Regions from separate parts of the Homo sapiens genome. Here region 1 is linked to region 2. A link is a loop called in an ENCODE intact Hi-C map of the cell type or tissue named here. Cell type or tissue: sigmoid colon. All regions are shown on one strand. Each heading gives the region's core, and the rest is flanking DNA. Links, peaks and the distances in the headings are about the cores only.

Region 1 (8,332 bases), core at 154-8,153, 120 kb after region 2:
CTAGAGTTCTCACTTTTTTAAAACAGCAGAATAAAAAGCTTTAATACCAAAGACATAATAAAGAACAATCAATGAAATATGTTTAGCTTTAAAAGATGCACTTATTTTTCTGTCTGTTTCATTAGTGTTTGCTCCATTTCTCCTCATGCTGGCAATTGAAAAGCAAAGTTTGCTCTTGCTTTTTTAAAATCAACTTTCTCTCTGTGGATTTGCCTATTGTAGACATCTTTTTAAATTGACATAAAATAATTATGATAGGGACAGGACGCAGAGAAATTCTAGACGGAAAAGGGCTGGGTCCCTGGTAAGGGCCCCACCCTCAAGCCTGGAACTACGGCAAAAAGTGAGAACTTTACATCCTCGTTTTCCCACTCGAATGTTGCCTTTTCCAAAGCACCCTGGCCCACCCTGCCCCTGCATCCTACACATAAAAACCCCAAGCTCCACTGGCAGAGAGCAGAGAAGGGGGAAAGAGAAGAAGCAGCTGAATGTCAGAGAGAAGCAGCTCGACTTCAGAGGGACGGCTTGATGGCGGGACTTCGAAGAAGAGTCCAGCCGAGGATGGCCAGACTTCAGGGGAAGAATACCTTCCTACTCCATCCCCTTTCCCGCTCCCCTTCCTGCTGAGAGCCACTTCCATTGGCAGTAAAATCCCCCACATTTACTATCCTTCAATTCATTCATGTGACCTGATTTTTTCCTGGACACTGGACAAGAGCTCAGGATACAGAAAGCTGTCACACTGACCGTCTCCCCTTGCAAAAAGGCAGAGGGTCCACTGAGCTATTAAACACTTAAGCTGTCCCCAGATGGCAAAGCTAAAAGAGCACTGCCTGTAACACATGACCTCTGGGGCTTCAGATGTTGCAGGTACTCTCCACTAGATGCTGCCACAGGGCCCGAGTGGAGTTTTGCTCCTGCTGGCACTCAAAAGCACTTGCTCTGGCTCATGAACCCTCTCACCTGCCTGCTCCCCCTCCCACGAGGAGTTGAGAGCTGTGGGCTGAGTAAGGGAGGCACTCCTGTCACGAGGCCGTGAAAGGGTCAAGGGAAATTTCCTGTTTCAATTACGCATATTCATAGGGTACTGGTGATGTTTTGATACATCTATTGTATAGTGATCAGATCAGGATAATTAGCATATCCACAATCTCAAACACTTATTTCTTTGTGTTGGGAATGTTAAATATCCTCCTCCTACCTATTTGAAATTATATATTAACTATATTAATTCTACAGTGGTGTAGAATACTAGAATTTACTCCTCTAACCTAGCTGTGATTTTGTATCCTTTAACAAATCTCTTCCAAAACCCTCTTTCCCTTACCCTTCCCAGTATCTAGCATCTTCTTTTCTACTTTTTACCTCTAGGAGATCAGCTTCTTTTAGCTTCCACATGAGTGAGAGCATGCAGTGTTTAACTTTTCTGCTCCTGGCTTATTTCACTTAGTGTCCTCCAGTTGCATTTACGTTGCTCTGCAAATGACAAGATTTCATTCTTTTTTATGGCTAAAGAGTGTTCCGTTATGTGTATGCACCACATTTTCTTTGTCCATTAATCTGTTATCAGACACCTTGGTTGATTCCATATCTTGGCCATTGTGTCTACTGCTGCAGTAAACCTGGGGAGGGGGATACAGATATCTCTTTGATATAATGGTTTTCTTTCCTTTGGATAAATGCCCATTAGTAGCATTGCTGGATTATACGGTAGCTCTATTTGTAGTGTGAGGAATGGAGGACTCACTTTGAATGTCACCTCTTACAAAGAGACTTGGCCGAGCCCAATCTTATCTTAGGTCTCCTTGTTTTACACTTTTATAACCCTATTTTTTTCTGCTTGGCATTTACCTCAATTTGTAATTTTATGTATATTTTTGATTAAGACAGTCTGTTTACTCCCTGGACAGCAGTGTAAAAGCAGGGAGTATATGTATACCAATGCCTCACACAGTGGCTAGTTCATAGTAGGTGCACGACAAATATCCGGCCTCTAGGAAAGAATGCAGCAGAGTATTTGTATGGGGATTGGCCAGATACCAAAGACTACTGTGGTTTGAATACAGTCTTATTAAGAAACACTACTTGTCACTTTCGTTATCATAGATCAGTAAGTACGAACTAGATATTAAGGACTCAGAACAGTTCTTTTAAGATTTCAGGGTGTAGGCCGGGCGCGGTGGCTCACGCCTGTAATCCCAGCACTTTGGGAGGCCGAGGCGGGCGGATCACGAGGTCAGGAGATCGAGACCATCCGGGCTAAAACGGTGAAACCCCGTCTCTACTAAAAATACAAAAAATTAGCTGGGCGTAGTGGCGGGCGCCTGTAGTCCCAGCTACTTGGGAGGCTGAGGCAGGAGAATGGCGTGAACCCGGGAGGCGGAGCTTGCAGTGAGCCGAGATCCCGCCACTGCACTCCAGCCTGGGCGACAGAGCGAGACTCCGTCTCAAAAAAAAAAAAAAAAAAAGATTTCAGGGTGTATTTGCCTTCAGAGCCTGCAGCTGGTATCTTAATGAGCCCACCTTCTCCTGCTCTGTAGTATCTGTCTGGAGAAGCAGAGCCATGAAATTAAGGCAATCCATATATAGAACATGCTGTGTCTAATTTAGTCTTCTACAGGCTGGAAAACAAAGGATGAGACAAGTGTTGCAATCCAGGTGGACACATCTTAAAACACTTAGATGGACACATTTTAAATGGAATTTCTAGGCCTCATTACCATTTTTGGATATAATGGTACTTAAATGTTATTTAAGTACCCAAGTCAGAAATTTATAAATATAGTGATTGCAGTTAAAATATTTTATATTCAAAGTGCTTCATAGGTCCTTAATATGCACTAAATCATATAAAAGCCAACTCTTACATAGTGCTTACTATTCCCCAAGAAGGATTTTAACTATGTGATGTTTATTCTCTTAATTATCTCAGCATCATTATGTGGTAGGTGCTATAGTCATCCCCATTTTTACAGATGAGGAAACTAAGACCCAGCACGATGGAATGACTTGCCTAAGTCACACAATATGAGGTAGAGCCAAGTTGCAAACTCAGCCCTTCTGGCTCTGTGTCCTTAATCTTACTCTTTACTATTGAGGGAACGAGATTGAATTTTAACTAGCTGCCCAAGGCTATCCAGGGCTCTGTGTAGTTGTGCAGGTTAGCTAGAAACTAGAAGCTCAGTGGTAGCTCGAAGACCCCTGGAGCATGTGGAGCTCTGTGTGTTGTCATGACAGTAGCCTAAGGAGACATTTCCTTGCCTTCCATTGGGTTTATGAGCTTTCCAAAGCGCTGATATGTCAGGTCTGACTGGCCAGGGGGGAAAGGTGTTTCTGTAGAAAGGCATAAACTAAGCATGAGTTAATATTTTAAAAGTTTAGAAATGAAATTAAGGTGTTATAATTGTTTTTTCTGCTTTGGTGACTTGTCTTACCTACATGTTTTCCTTCCGATATCATGATGTCATAGCTAATATGTGGCGACTGGGTTTCGAGTTTCAGGTTGAGGATGCCATGGTGATATACCTCCATGTAGAAGCTGTGAAGTTACAGCACCTTTGTTTTCATGTCAGTTGTCTTTTGATGCTGTCCTCCAAGACAGCTGCCGTATCTCTTGTAGCCATGTAGTTCTGCATGTGGGTTGCTATTAATATTTGTACACAAGCATCACACGTGGGTTAATGCAACATCCTTGCTCTGATGTCCGCAGTCTCATAGTAGTCTGAAGCCTCATTGGATGAGTTATTCTGTGGTACTGGGTCCTCCTCCATTGCTGGGATTGACAAATTCAAAGATGTCTTGGGGACATGAGTTCAACTACTCCAAAGAAAAATGATGTTTGGAAAATCATCACTGCAGAATAAACAGTTGTTGACTAGCTTTCTACTAGATGCTTTTCTTTATGGTGATATTTGAGTGTTTTTCTTTCCTGAGCTATTCAGAAAATTGGCTTATTCTCAATTACTCCTTGACCCTGGAGGCCCATCCACCAACGGAAGAGAAAGACGGAGAAGACAGGGAACAGAAAGGAGCCTGCCTTAAGAGCTGGAATCTGATTCCACTTGCCCCTTTGGGCCTGCACTCAACGTTTCTTAAATGTTCACGTGTTACCTCCGAGTCTGCCGATTCCAGGGAAGCTCTGGCTTCTGTCATCACCTCTGGCAGGACAAGCAAGCAGGCTCCCTGCAAAAGGACTTGGAAGCTAATAAAGCTGGCCGCTGCTTCGGAAATGCAAAGGCTTGACACGTGTTCATCTGGCAAAGCTGGACTGAAACCACACTCCCCGCAGCAATGAGTGGCGACGGCCAGTCGCTACTCAAATACTTGGCACTCTGGGCTTAAATTTTAGTTGGGTAAAAAATGGGAAAAAAGCCTTCTATCTTCAAATTCACATTGTAGTACTTCTTTGAGGTACTGACTCTCATTCCTGCAGCCAGCCATTCTGTATATTCATTCTGTGTGTTCACTGCATATCGATGCTGCCATTTGGGGACTTCCCTAAACAGATTGCTCTTGAATAGAGCCAAGTATGGATTTGGATTTTGTGGAGATTAACTGGTCACTGAGCTTGCATTGTCAGAAAACGGTAGTGTTGCAGCACAATCCAGGGAGGACTCTGAGGCGCCCTGCAGGGATGACCCTTGGCTGGCCCATAGTGTGGGTGAAGACCCGAGGGAAGCCCATTATAGCCCCTGCTGCTGGCTCAGCTGTGGCCAGTGTCTAATGGCCTTCGGGAGCCAACCACGGAGTCTGGAAGGCTCCTAGAGGTGAGTTCCCCGTCGTGCTGGGGGCACAGGCAGGGCAGAGCTACCCTTCTCCGCATGTGCCAGCCTAACAGGTCCCTCCCTCTTGCTCATCTGTGTGGGTTTTGCCTTTTTGGGGTGGGAGGCATTAAATGTATACTATAGTTCTTACACATTTACAGTTTTTATCATGCCTGTGTGGAGAGTGAGTCTGCACAACTACCATGCCATGCTACACTCCCTATATGATGTCAGTCAGTTCCTTAGGAAGAGGTTGTCCTCCCCGCCTGTCATGCTGGAAGGAAGGACAAATGGGGCTGGCATATCCTTTCTGCACAGCCACTGTGGGAACAGGGTATGGGTCACACACAGGCAGGAGAGTGTGTGGGAAACTCCCTTTTCTCTGCCTGGGGAGGGGCTTGGGCTTTGGGGAGAAGTCCTGGGAATCCTTGGAGCTTGCTTCCCACGTTGTCAATGCTTTGCAGAGCTGAGGTTTTTCCCTTACTGCAGAGTCGCTCAGAATCTTTGAGACTGCCCAAGGCCTTCTGGGGCACAGAGCTGGGTTTTTGGCAACTGCCTTGAGAGTGAGTGGCGTTGTGGACTGCCATCCAGCCCCTCCCTCCCTGTTACAGTTTTTAGAATACTTGTTTTTGCAAACAACCAGGACTGTTGTGAACATCTGTATCCTGAAACCAACACTGTTTCAGGTGGAGGGGAAAGTCTGGAGAGGCCTGGCATCTCAGCCAGGAGGTGGGGTGAGAGGGTTCTGAGTTCAGGTTCTGCCACTGGGCAAGTTACTCAACCTCTGAGTTCAGTTTCCTCCTTGATAAAATAGAAATGCTACTGTTGACTCACTTGTTGAAAGGATGCCTATGATAAAGTCTCCCTTTTATTGCTGGGTAAACCAAAACCAGAAGTGACCTGTCCAGGGTTCATAGTATGACGACAGGGTGGTGGTGAGGAAGGAGGCCTGGGTTCAAGACCAGATCTCCCTGTTCTGCAATCCTTGTGGTCTTAGGCAAGTCCTCCAATCTCTAAAGTCTCCATTTCTACGGAGGTAAAATGGGAGCAGTAACTGTGGCAGCAAGTGTCTTGTCTCGACACCTACGACAATGTTATAGGAATAAAGGGAGGCAGCACATGCCTTGTAAACTGCAAGGAATTTTGCAGCTGCAAAATGTTTCCACCTCTACAGCTTGTTGGTGACTGAGCCAGTCAACAATGAGCTCTTTAGAGTTCCTGGCCTGTGGGCTCTTAAAGTGATTTTTAAAACATGTTTTCATGGCTAGTTTTTCTTATGAAAGTAATACTTGCTCGTTGTAAAAACTTCAACCAGCACAGAGGGATGAAGAGCGAAAGACACCCTTTCTCCAACCAGTTCTATTCCCCAGAGGTGACTTCTGCTTACTTCTGTCTCCTTCTGGAAATTGTCTGCACCTGTGCATATACACACGGACACAGACACATGTCTGATTGTATAAGCTGCGTGTGATCTGTTATATGTGATCCATATATATATATATATATATATATATATATATATATATATATATATATTTGTTGTTGTTGTTGTTGTTTTACCAAGAGCTCAAGTGAAAATCCAGGTAGTTTTCAGTATTTTGATTACTAGAAACAATGCCACAGTGAGCAGAGGTATACTTTCTTATGACTTGGTCTCTCTGGATTTAAAACAAATGTTGAAAGCAGCTAGTGGCTCAGAGCTTTCAGAATTATCTTTTGCACTTGGCAGAATGAATCTTTCCCCAGAAAGAATTATGTTGTTAATACTGTGGTTTTCCACTGCTCCACCCAGTTAAATTTAATCACACCATGTGACTTCCAAATAAAATGATGTGTGTGTCTGGAGGGAAGGGACCTGACAAAGCTTCCTTTTTTTTATCGACCCTAGGGAACAGAGCAAAGCTCTCTTCAGAAGGCCTGGCTTTCAGAGACCTTCTGCCTGGGACATTTATATTCGCAGCCCATTCTCCAGTGTCCTTGGAGGAAGCTGCTGCTATTAATTGGGTTGGAGAGAGAGAGTGGCTATGTGTATTTTGATACATGTCTTCCTATACAAAACAAGCCTGGACCACTTCATTTAAAAAAGTTAATCTACATGAATTAATATATCTGTCTGATTGCCTCTGGTCTGGATGGCCATTTGGGCAGTGCATAATCGTAGCCCAGCCAAATTTCTCTGACTGTTGTTGACAACAGATAGGATTTAGTTCTCTAGCCAAAGCAAACACTTCATCCTAAAGTGAATTTTGGGGGTTAGGGCAACTCCTATGATTTCATATTGCAGTGTAAAATGGTTTCTCTTACAGTTAAAAACAAATCCACAAATTTGTGGGTTTTGGGTGCTTTGATTTTTGTTATTTTCCCAAAATGTTGTGTGTAGGATAATTTAAAAAGCAAAATCTTATTTTAAGTGCACGAGGGAGCCTCGGAGAAATCCCATGGAGTTGCTTTTTAACGAAGGCTCTTTTGACAATGTAAATCCAAGAATCAGGTGTGTAAAGAATGTTAGACCCACACCTCCCCAGAACGTGAATCTTTCCCACTGAACTCCCTGGTCAGTGTGGCCTCCTGCTCCTCCTCTTCCTCCTCAAGAGGCCTACCTGGGCTGTCTTGCCACTGACCCCACGTTTGCTGGCAGGTGGAACTCTTACCTGTCCGGGCCATGGGCTCTGGGCTTGCTTCACATGCTGGACCATTTCTGTTCTTGGCCTTAGAATGCATGGTGAAGTGCTTGCAGGACTGTCCTCAGCCCAGGGAGCTCTGGCTCCAGGTGACTCTCATTTCCTCTCTGTCAACTGTCCCAATTCCTAACCCACTCCCACTCTGAGCTCCGTAGCCTGTGTCTGGCTGCTGTCTGCTTTCCTGCCTGTTCTGTCTCTTCCTGAGAACCCCTGCCCATGACCGTCTGGCTATCTTAGAGCACACTATGAGATTGTGTGAAGAGGATTTGCTTAGAGGGGACTTGGCATTTTAATGCTAGCAGTAAAACAAACCTGCCATGCTGACTTCTATTGCATTAAAAAGTGAAGCAACAGGCTTGCTTAAACATAAACAGCAACAGTAAAAACCCAGAACTACCTAACTACATGGGCACAGGAAATAGTCCAGCCATCTTGGAGAATAGCACAAAAATACAGCTGACGTGATAACAGTAACCCTGCAATGAGTCTTGACAATGCTGAAGTCAAATGACTTTTTCAAACCTTTCTAATGCTTGGCTATAATCTAAAGGAAGCATTGCACTTCGAGTGCTGATTTTTTATGAAGCTCGTAAACCTTTTTCTTTAAATGCCAATGTGCTGAAAAGTTATGAGTATTAAAGACTTAGAAAGTGCCTTTAAAAGTGTGGGAAAAGGTCCCTCTTTTCTTGATTATGATTCTTGAATGCTAGTAATGATAGTAGTAGTAATAAATGTCATTCTTCACTAGAATAGTTTTTTCCAAAGACCTTTCGGGTCTACTCTCAAGTTCTTTCCTATCTTTGTGTGAGGTGGACGATGTCACTAGCCTCACGTGGCAGAACGGGGTCAGAAGCTCAGAGTTTAAGTAATATGGCCTGGAATTAGAAC
Region 2 (8,332 bases), core at 222-8,221:
ATTTGCTTATGTAATCTACCCAGCAACCTAACGGAAACCTGATAGCCCATTTTATAGATAAGAAAGTGTCAAGCCTAGGATAAAAAGCTTCTGTGCTGTTGGGGGCCCTCAGGCTGTAACAGGCAGAGTGGTCAAAGAGCAAGCTACAGGTAGGTGCTGGGAGAAAGCTGTGTCTCTTGAGGTGTTCTTTCTTTTCTTTTCTTTTCTTTTCTTCTTTTTTTTTTTTTGAGACGGAGTCCTGCTCTGTCACCCAGGCTGGAGTGCAGTGGCGCGATCTCGGCTCACTGCAAGCTCCGCCTCCTGGGTTCACACCATTCTCCTGCCTCATCAGCCTCCTGAGTAGCTGGGACTACAGGCGCCTGCCACCACACCCGGCTAATTTTTTGTATTTTTACTAGAGATGGGGTTTCACCATGTTAGCCAGGATGGTCTTGGTCTCCTGACCTCGTGATCCTCCCACCTCGGCCTCCCAAAGTTCTGGGATTACAGGCGTGAGCCACTGCTCCTGGCCTTGAGGTGTTCTTTCTTTGGCCAGTCTACATCTTGGGTGTGCTTTGCTTTGGGCCTGTGAATGGAAGGGGCATTTCTTTGTTAGATAAGGAACTTTTCAGTAAAAAACAGCAGAGACCTGTCTAGTGGATGATTAAGCCTAAGCTTATGCTAAAGGGCAGGGGCTGAAATGATTTCATAACATTTTTCATCCTCACCATCTGGACCTAGACCTAATGTTGTGCAGCCTAGTACAGGAATTGTTAAGGCTTTGCTCACGTCCCACCCCCTCCCTAGTCTCCAAAGGACCTCAGCCCTCATTGATTTTCCCTCTTCTAGGACAGTTTTCAGCATTTAAGTTTAGTAATACTCAGTGTAGGGCTTGATTCTGCAATCTCCCTTGGTATAACCCGCCATGCTGCTGCTAGTCTCAGGCTCCCTCCGCTGTCTTTTGCTGCCCTTCTGCCCAGACTCAGTGAGCGCTAAAGTCAGGAAGGGCCCAAGGGATCATGTAGTTTAACCCACTCATTTTATCAGTGGGGGAAAGAGAAGGCCAGCTCTAGGCTCTCTCTCACGGTGGAGGGAAAAGTGACACACACCTTGTTAAAAGAATCCCAAGCCGAATTGAACAGATTGGGAGCTTTGGTGTTTGTTTTGGTGGACTCTTTCTTGTATGCCTGCAGTTTCTCCACTTAGATCTGACATCCTTTTACCTAATTAAATTCCCTTCCCAGTCCTCTGCCGTCTTGCTTATGTTTTAGGTTGGTTCTGATTTTTAGTATCAACCACAGAATCTCAAAACTAGAAGGATCTTTTGATGTCCTGAACTGCGATCCCTTGGGTTGGGGCCAGTGCTTCAATTACAATACCCCAGGAGTTCTTGTTATCAGTGTATCTTAGGAGGAACCAAAAAGAGTCCTCCCACAATAAGAAGAATTGTTTTTATCTGTTCTTAAAACGCTAATTTCCTTGAGTTTCTTAAAGCAAAGCCCACCTGTACGAATGTCCGTAGGTGAAAATATTGGCCCATTTAAGTTACACTTCTGCAACACAAGAGGGGTAAAATTCCAGCCCACCTGAGGAAATTCAAACACGTGGTTTAAGAGCTTATAAATGAAGGCAGAAGATTTTAGTTCAAAGAAAGAAATGGTTATGGCTAGTAAAGCCAAAATGGGATCTTAATTCAGGATTAATTGATTAAATACTTAACTAATTAATCTTCTAACTGGCTTCTGTTGCAATCAGGGTTCAGTTTTTAGACATGACCCCTGCATGTGAAAGTGAATATCTGCAGCTCGAATGTGTGCAGTGGGACAGGCATGGCCCCGAAACCAGACAGGGCAATTCAGATCTGAGGCTAAATGAAAGAGGTAGGTGACAGCAGGTTTCAGCTTCCCAAATTTCTTTTCATCCATTTCTTTTATATCATAAATTTGAGAAAAAATTGATCTGTTCATTTAGTAAGCCCATTTAGAAATAAGCTCAAATTATTACTTCCATGCCAGAAACTTGAGGCTGGGGTTACTATTATTTTTGAGCTTGGAAATTGCCATTCATTCTGCTGCAAATGAATTAGACTATATATATATTTTAAACCCATTAAAATCAACATATATTAAAAATATTCCTAACTCCTGTCTTTATTCTTGTTCTTATGTCTCACACAATGGTCCTACTTGAATGCCTTAGAGACAATGGAGTCTCTGGCATCTCTCAGGTCTCTCCTTGACATCAAGAGCAGAGCAAACATGCTGAAGGACGTGGACCCCATGTGAACCATAGCCTTCCTCCCTGTGGCTTTGGCCTGGTACAGTCCAAAATGCCAGCCGCTCAAAAACCCACCCACTCACACGGGCCTTGTTTTCAGCAAATCTTCAAGTCTGGATGGAGGAAACGCTTTACCCTTAATACGTTCTTAAGCCATGCATAACTCTAAGCCTGTTTTAACCATGTGCTTCTAATTAATTTTTACTTAATTCTTCAGTGTTTCCTTTATTTTTGTTTTTTATAAGAAGCAGCCACATGATGAGTAAGCCTGGAGAATAAGCTTTCTGAAGAGGTTTTCTTGACAATAAAAACAATATGTTTATTGAAAGGTCAAACTAATGGCCAAGGCCAATGGAGTCTCCAGGTTGGGTTGTAAGGTGTGAACTGTAGGTAGAGTGCTGAGGAGATGCTTCATTTGGACTCCCCGGTGCCTTGAAGCTGTAGAGTAACCATCTCCGTTTGGCCTCGTTCTCAAATTCTACTACCTCCCTGCAGGGCTGTTGTGCTGTGTGTAGCAATACCTTTTGTGGTTTGCTTCCAAAGTTCTTCATTCAATACCTCATCTTTGCCTCTGCAGTGGTGTCATTCTTTTTCACTTCTTTCTTCCTCTTCCCCTTTTTCCTTTTCATTTGGGGGAAAGCATTTATGAAAAGAGGTCAAGTAACTTGGCCAAAGTTCTGATGGTGCTGGAAATAGAACTCTGGACTGTTGACCCCCACGTCCTAAGCCCAAAGATGAGACCACCCAGTGGGATCCTGGGCTGTCTCCAGAGCAGCTTCCCAGAACTGGGCTCTTGGCAGAGTTTGCCTTTTAGAATACAGAGAATTAATGCACAGAAGGGGATTTCCCTTTCTTCCTGCCACCCTCCCTCCTCCCACTTCCAATCAAGAGAAAAGCCTGTCCAAGTGTAGGAAAGGGAATTATATTGGGTAACTGTGGGTAGCAGAAAGAACTAAGAACCTTATTGCAATGAAGTTGCAAGTCCAGACGTTGGTTCCAACCTGATCCCCTCCCCCACCTCCAGGCAAAAGAAAAGTTAAAACAAATACTGGAGATAGGGGAGATTATTTTAGGACTCTGGCAAGCACAGCAGTTCCCTTGCATTGCTGGCAGGTACCCAAGTTTATCTGTGTTTATGGGGATCTGCAGTGTTGATCTGTGGTGCATGGAAGCGTGCAGGTCCGTATACTCCATAGTCAATTACGTTTCCTGCTCATCCAAAATTTCAGGGCAAGATAATCGACTGGGAGAAGGAAAGGAGGGGGCTTTTGATTAATCTGAAGGACTTGAACAAATGTTCTATTACCTTTTTTGGTCCTGGGTGCCGTGCAGACCTCTGTCAATTCTGAAGGAAGACTTCAGTGAGGCCTAGTACTTTCTCAATCCAGTAAGAGAAAAAGCCCTGTGGCCACTTGAGGGTTGGTTCTACTCTCTTCTTTTTTCCCAGTCTGCAGACCTTCTATTTCCCTTTGGGTTAGATCGGAGAGATTCCTAGAGAATTAATGGGGACACGGAGACAGAGAGAGATAGTTGAGGGAAGCATGATAAACAAATCACAGTAAGACAAAGGAAGAACCTGGGGTGTTTCTAACCAGTGAGAAATCTTCATGGTGGAATTTCAGACCTTAGGATGGCCTAATAGGCAGGGTACATGTTGGTTAGGGTGACTAGCATATCTTGGGCCTCTTGAATCATGCTTCATAGGTGCCTCTTCCACTCACATTCAAATTCCTAATTGTGGGACAAAAGAAAAAGTCTGGGCCGGGCACGGAGGCTCATGCCTGTAATCCTAGCACTTTGGGAGGCCAAGGTGGGAGGATTGCCTGAGCTCAGGGGTTCGAGACCAGCCTGGGCAACACGGTGAAACCCCATCTCTACTAAAATACAAAAAAATTAGCCGGGCATGATGGCGTGTGCCAGTAGTCCCAGCTACTCAGGAGGCTGAGGCAAGAGAATCGCTTGAACCTGGGAGGTGGAGGTTGCAGTGAGCTGAGATCAGGCCACTGCACTCCAGCCTGGGCAACAGAGTGAAACTCAGTCTAAAAAAAAAAAAATAAGTAACTTCCTGTGGGCAAATTTGGAAAAATGGCACGGTCATGTTCTACTTTGGTCTTTGCGTTTGCTTCCCGTAGAAATGTACTTTTTCTAATTATCAAATAATTATCTCAAATATAAGATGCAGGCAACAGTTTTCTCAAATACCTCTGCTTCTGGAAGGAGGGTAGAGAGGAATTAGCCCAACCCTCTAACTTAATACATTGATGTTCTTTGAAACTTTTTAAAAAAAGGAACAAGAAAGTAAAAAATCTGCACAGCAATGGCTCCTTTTAACCAACCTCTTAATGGGCAATTTTAAGTACTTTCAGAATTTGGAAGAATGTTTATGTCAGAAATATGTATCATCTCAGCATCTTGGTTATGCTTATCCAAAAGTCTTGGCCTTCCTGCCTCTTCCTCTTGTAAGGGAATTTATGTAGAAAGAGGGTATGTAATCAACCATGTTCACACTGCAGAGAGAGTTTATACAGGAAGGCACTGGTTTGGGCTTTGTAATACTGAAGGCTTTACACCCAGAAGAATTTTGTAATCTAGCACACTCAATCTCCGGGGGCATAAGTTTTCTCCAATTATTGCCTTGAAGTTTTATTAAGGATCAAAGGAACGGCCTTACAAAGAATGTGCCTTCACTGTCAGCAGTGCTTCTGTGGACTTGCTGCTTTCTCTAGCATGCATGTCCATTGGAAAGACCCATGTGTTGGATTCCTTATTGGATGGTTTTACTGGAGGAAGACTTAGGGCTTTATTTTAGGAATTTGAAGACTTCCACCACCCTTCACAGTATCACAGGTGTTTGCCTCCTAGAGCATTGTAAACTAGAAACACCAAGGGATAGAAAACATTTGTGGGAATAATGGATCCATGCAAAAATACCTCAAAGAGCAAAATTTGGCTTGATACCAAGCAGAGGAGTGAAAACTCAAGTGCTGAGCTTCCAGAAGCTTCCTGGAGAGGAGCTATTCCTTGGCATTGGTGCCAGTGCCCTGGTGAGAAGCAAAATTGTTGGCCAGGGTTCATGAGTGGTTACCCAAACCTAGATGCCAGAGATCATGGAGAAGAAACTCTAAGATGGCCAAGCTTTTCCCACTCTTCTCCTCCAGATGTTTCCCAGTGGGTAGATGTGATCTCTTAGGAAATTTGACCATTTTCATAGCAGAAAGAAATCAAAACACGAAAGAGCCTTGAAAAGCTGTTACAGTGCTAAATGTATATTATGGGAATGCTTTTTTCCTTGGCCTTATCCTGGCCTGGCTCTAATTATCTACAGAGACATCTGATTAACTCCAAATGACATCGTCTATGTGTGAGTCCCATGGGGATGGCTTCTGGAAGGAACAGTTCAGGGACCATATCACATTTCATTAGTTGGGTTCCCCCTTTCATGATTTCTCATTTTGGTTGAGAAATGAAGGACATTTTAGCTTTCCCTTCCCTCTTTTCCTTCTGTAAAAACTTAAGTCTCTGATAGTTGGCCAGGGGGCTCGATGGGTAGGGGAGAGTTAGGAGGGGACAGTGAGGGCTGGGAGATGATGCTAGGTGCTCTTTTCCTTCTCACCTGAGCCCTACCTGAACAATGGGCCAGACAGAGAATGGATATTGAGCAATTATGCTGTTTTCTTTCTCTGTTTATCCAAATGCTCTGTCTTTCACATGCGAGATGAAGGAAAACCCATTTCTACTACTGATTTTCTCTCCCTTCTCTGAATATGTGTAGGAATTATAGTCTTTACCATGCAGCTTAACACACATTTTACATCTATCTGTTGGCTAATGCTTAATTATATCCAAATGTTGTGTCTCCACCTTGCAGTAGGCTACTGGAGGCCCAGAACTCAATGGACAACTTCATATCTCCACGTTACCAGGACAGGGCTTAGCCACAGATATTTATGGATCACCTGATTGTTCTGCTACTGACATGTTCACCTCCTCAAAACCTGCTTTCAAAGCTTGGCAAATTCCGGGCCATTTTGGCAGCAGAGCTGTGGGACAAGATTTAAATTGTTTGTTGCCATTTATTGGTGAACTGGACAATCAATCCAAATTTAAAATTCTCTAATCAGATTAGTTTATTTTTAATCATCTGGAGTCTGGCTGGGTTTGTTCTGTGTGGGAGCCAGTGAGACCCAACTGTTTCATTGACTTCCTTTGTATACTCTTGACAAAAGTCTTTTCATCCTCGCCCACCTTATGCCTTCAAAACTGTGAGTCAAGCTGCATTTCCTTTTTTTCTCCTTCCTCCCCATGGATACATCTTAGTTGCCATTTTTTCTTACACCCCTTTTGTTAGGTGTTAGGGCTTCAGTCATGCTGCCTCCCTTTGGCAGGGCTGGGAGGGGTGTGTGTGTATGTACATATCTGCATCTGTGTGTGTGTGGCTTTTTGCATGCGTATCTGATGGTTGTGTGTACACTCATTCATGCACAATCGCTGGCGAGTAGTTTGAGTAACATGGCATCCAGCAGGGATCTTGGGCCCCGGAAACTGAAGAACTAACCATTTTTCATCCAGAGACTAGTTTATTTCTCACTGATATTAAGTTTGTTTAACCTGTGATACAGAATTGTGAAGGGATTCTATTTCATGAGTTTGTAAGTTCTTTTCTTTTCTATGGGTTTTAGCCAGTTTGTCTTTAATGTGAAATTTGTATTCTGTGCTCACATATTTTGATATGTTTTGCTTCCTGGGGTCATACTTAGGGTACAAATCAACCAGATACAGATTAACCTGTGGATGTTTAGCCTTTGCTAAGTGCATCCTTGTCTCTAAATTCTTAAATTCCAGCACCCTGGTTAAAACAGTAGGAGGTGTGAGGAGGAACCCTTCTGAGAACAGATAGGCAGAAACATGTACACGGCGCCAATCTCCCATGGCTCCTTGCTCTTGCCAGGGTGCAGCAGGCACACGTGCACCCCGTACTGTCACTCACAGACACATGCCTGGATGCCCAGGTGCACACTCACACAGCCATCACACAGGATTTGCAGTTCTGCAAGAGGTGGGGCTGTGAAACGCTCTCCTTCTCTATGCGCATGTCTTTTATCCCCTCTCTTGGGTGGCTCCTGCAGTAGCGGGTGCTATTGGAGTAGTGTATGCTCCAGCCCTCTCTCGGACTGCAGCCCTGGGGGACACTGTTCTGCTCCCCTCCTGTCCGGGGAGTTGCTGCTCTGCCCTAGGGTCAAATGCAGACTGGTCAGGGACAATCTGGAAATACTGTAGGGATGCATGGGGTAGGTAAAAACCATGCTTCCTCTGTCTGGAAACAACACTGACTGTGGCTTTTTTATTTTAGGGACATGATGTCACTCTTCTGTTTCAAAAGTGTGCATATTGCCTAAGGTTCTCATGTTCACGTAGACTGTAATTTTTGAGATAGGCTGTGAGACACTAGATATATGGCGTCCCTTCGGCCACTTGTGTTTCTGGAGCTCGCAGAAGGACGGTTTACTGTTTCCACAGAAGTCTGAATGTTGGTTGAGCGTCCTACCTTCACAGGAGGACCAGGCAGGGCACAGCCATGGTACCGCCCCCCACAACCACAAAAACACCCTATGATTTAGACAAGAGACAGTTATGGGCATCTTTACTTCATAGGTGGATGATGAAATTGAGACAGCGAGAAGCCCAGGGGCTGGGATGCCAGCTCTCTAACCGTACCCTCTCTCTCAACCTGCAGGTCACCAGTACTGGCCCCATCTGCAGCGGATTATTTCTTCCTTCCTAAAAATCCAGGCTGCTTCTTGCCATGTGGAGACAATGAGCTCCTTAACCAAGGGTGAAAAAGACCAACCAAATCAAAACAAACAAGGGCTTTTTTTTTTTTTTTAACACTTTTCTTAGGAAGTCATTAAGGAATTATTGAGCTGATTAATGTGAGTGGAAAATATTTAAGTTTGGTCATTGTTTATGCTGGCCAGTTTGATTGCATTAGCAATTGACTTACAAAGCTGCTGTAGTGTTCCCTCCAAGCGTACTTTCATTCCTGGGTTGACTAATCAGTGGATCCCTGAGCTCAATG

What was found. A loop is a pair of places that touch in the nucleus more often than their neighbours do. Peaks named below come from ENCODE experiments on the same cell type or tissue, not always from the same donor. Only the 100,000 strongest peaks of a DNase experiment are listed, where the experiment ranks them.
Region 1: a loop joins it to region 2, with 2.5 times the contacts of the local background. A loop is called at or near these places in 2 of 110 quality-filtered maps.

What each region holds. Positions count from the first base shown.
Region 1 is chr2:45,878,704-45,887,035 of GRCh38, forward strand. The region is part of intron 2 of PRKCE (protein kinase C epsilon); the gene reads left to right. Among named protein-coding and RNA genes, the nearest start is that of PRKCE-AS1, 210 kb to the left of the region's middle. In sigmoid colon, for the core only: no CTCF peak of the experiment used is centred there; a DNase peak (open chromatin) is centred at 4,178; H3K27ac peaks cover 411 bases.
Region 2 is chr2:45,762,743-45,771,074 of GRCh38, forward strand. All of the region lies in intron 1 of PRKCE (protein kinase C epsilon), which reads left to right. Among named protein-coding and RNA genes, the nearest start is that of PRKCE-AS1, 91 kb to the left of the region's middle. In sigmoid colon, for the core only: no CTCF peak of the experiment used is centred there; no DNase peak of the experiment used is centred there; H3K4me3 peaks cover 32 bases.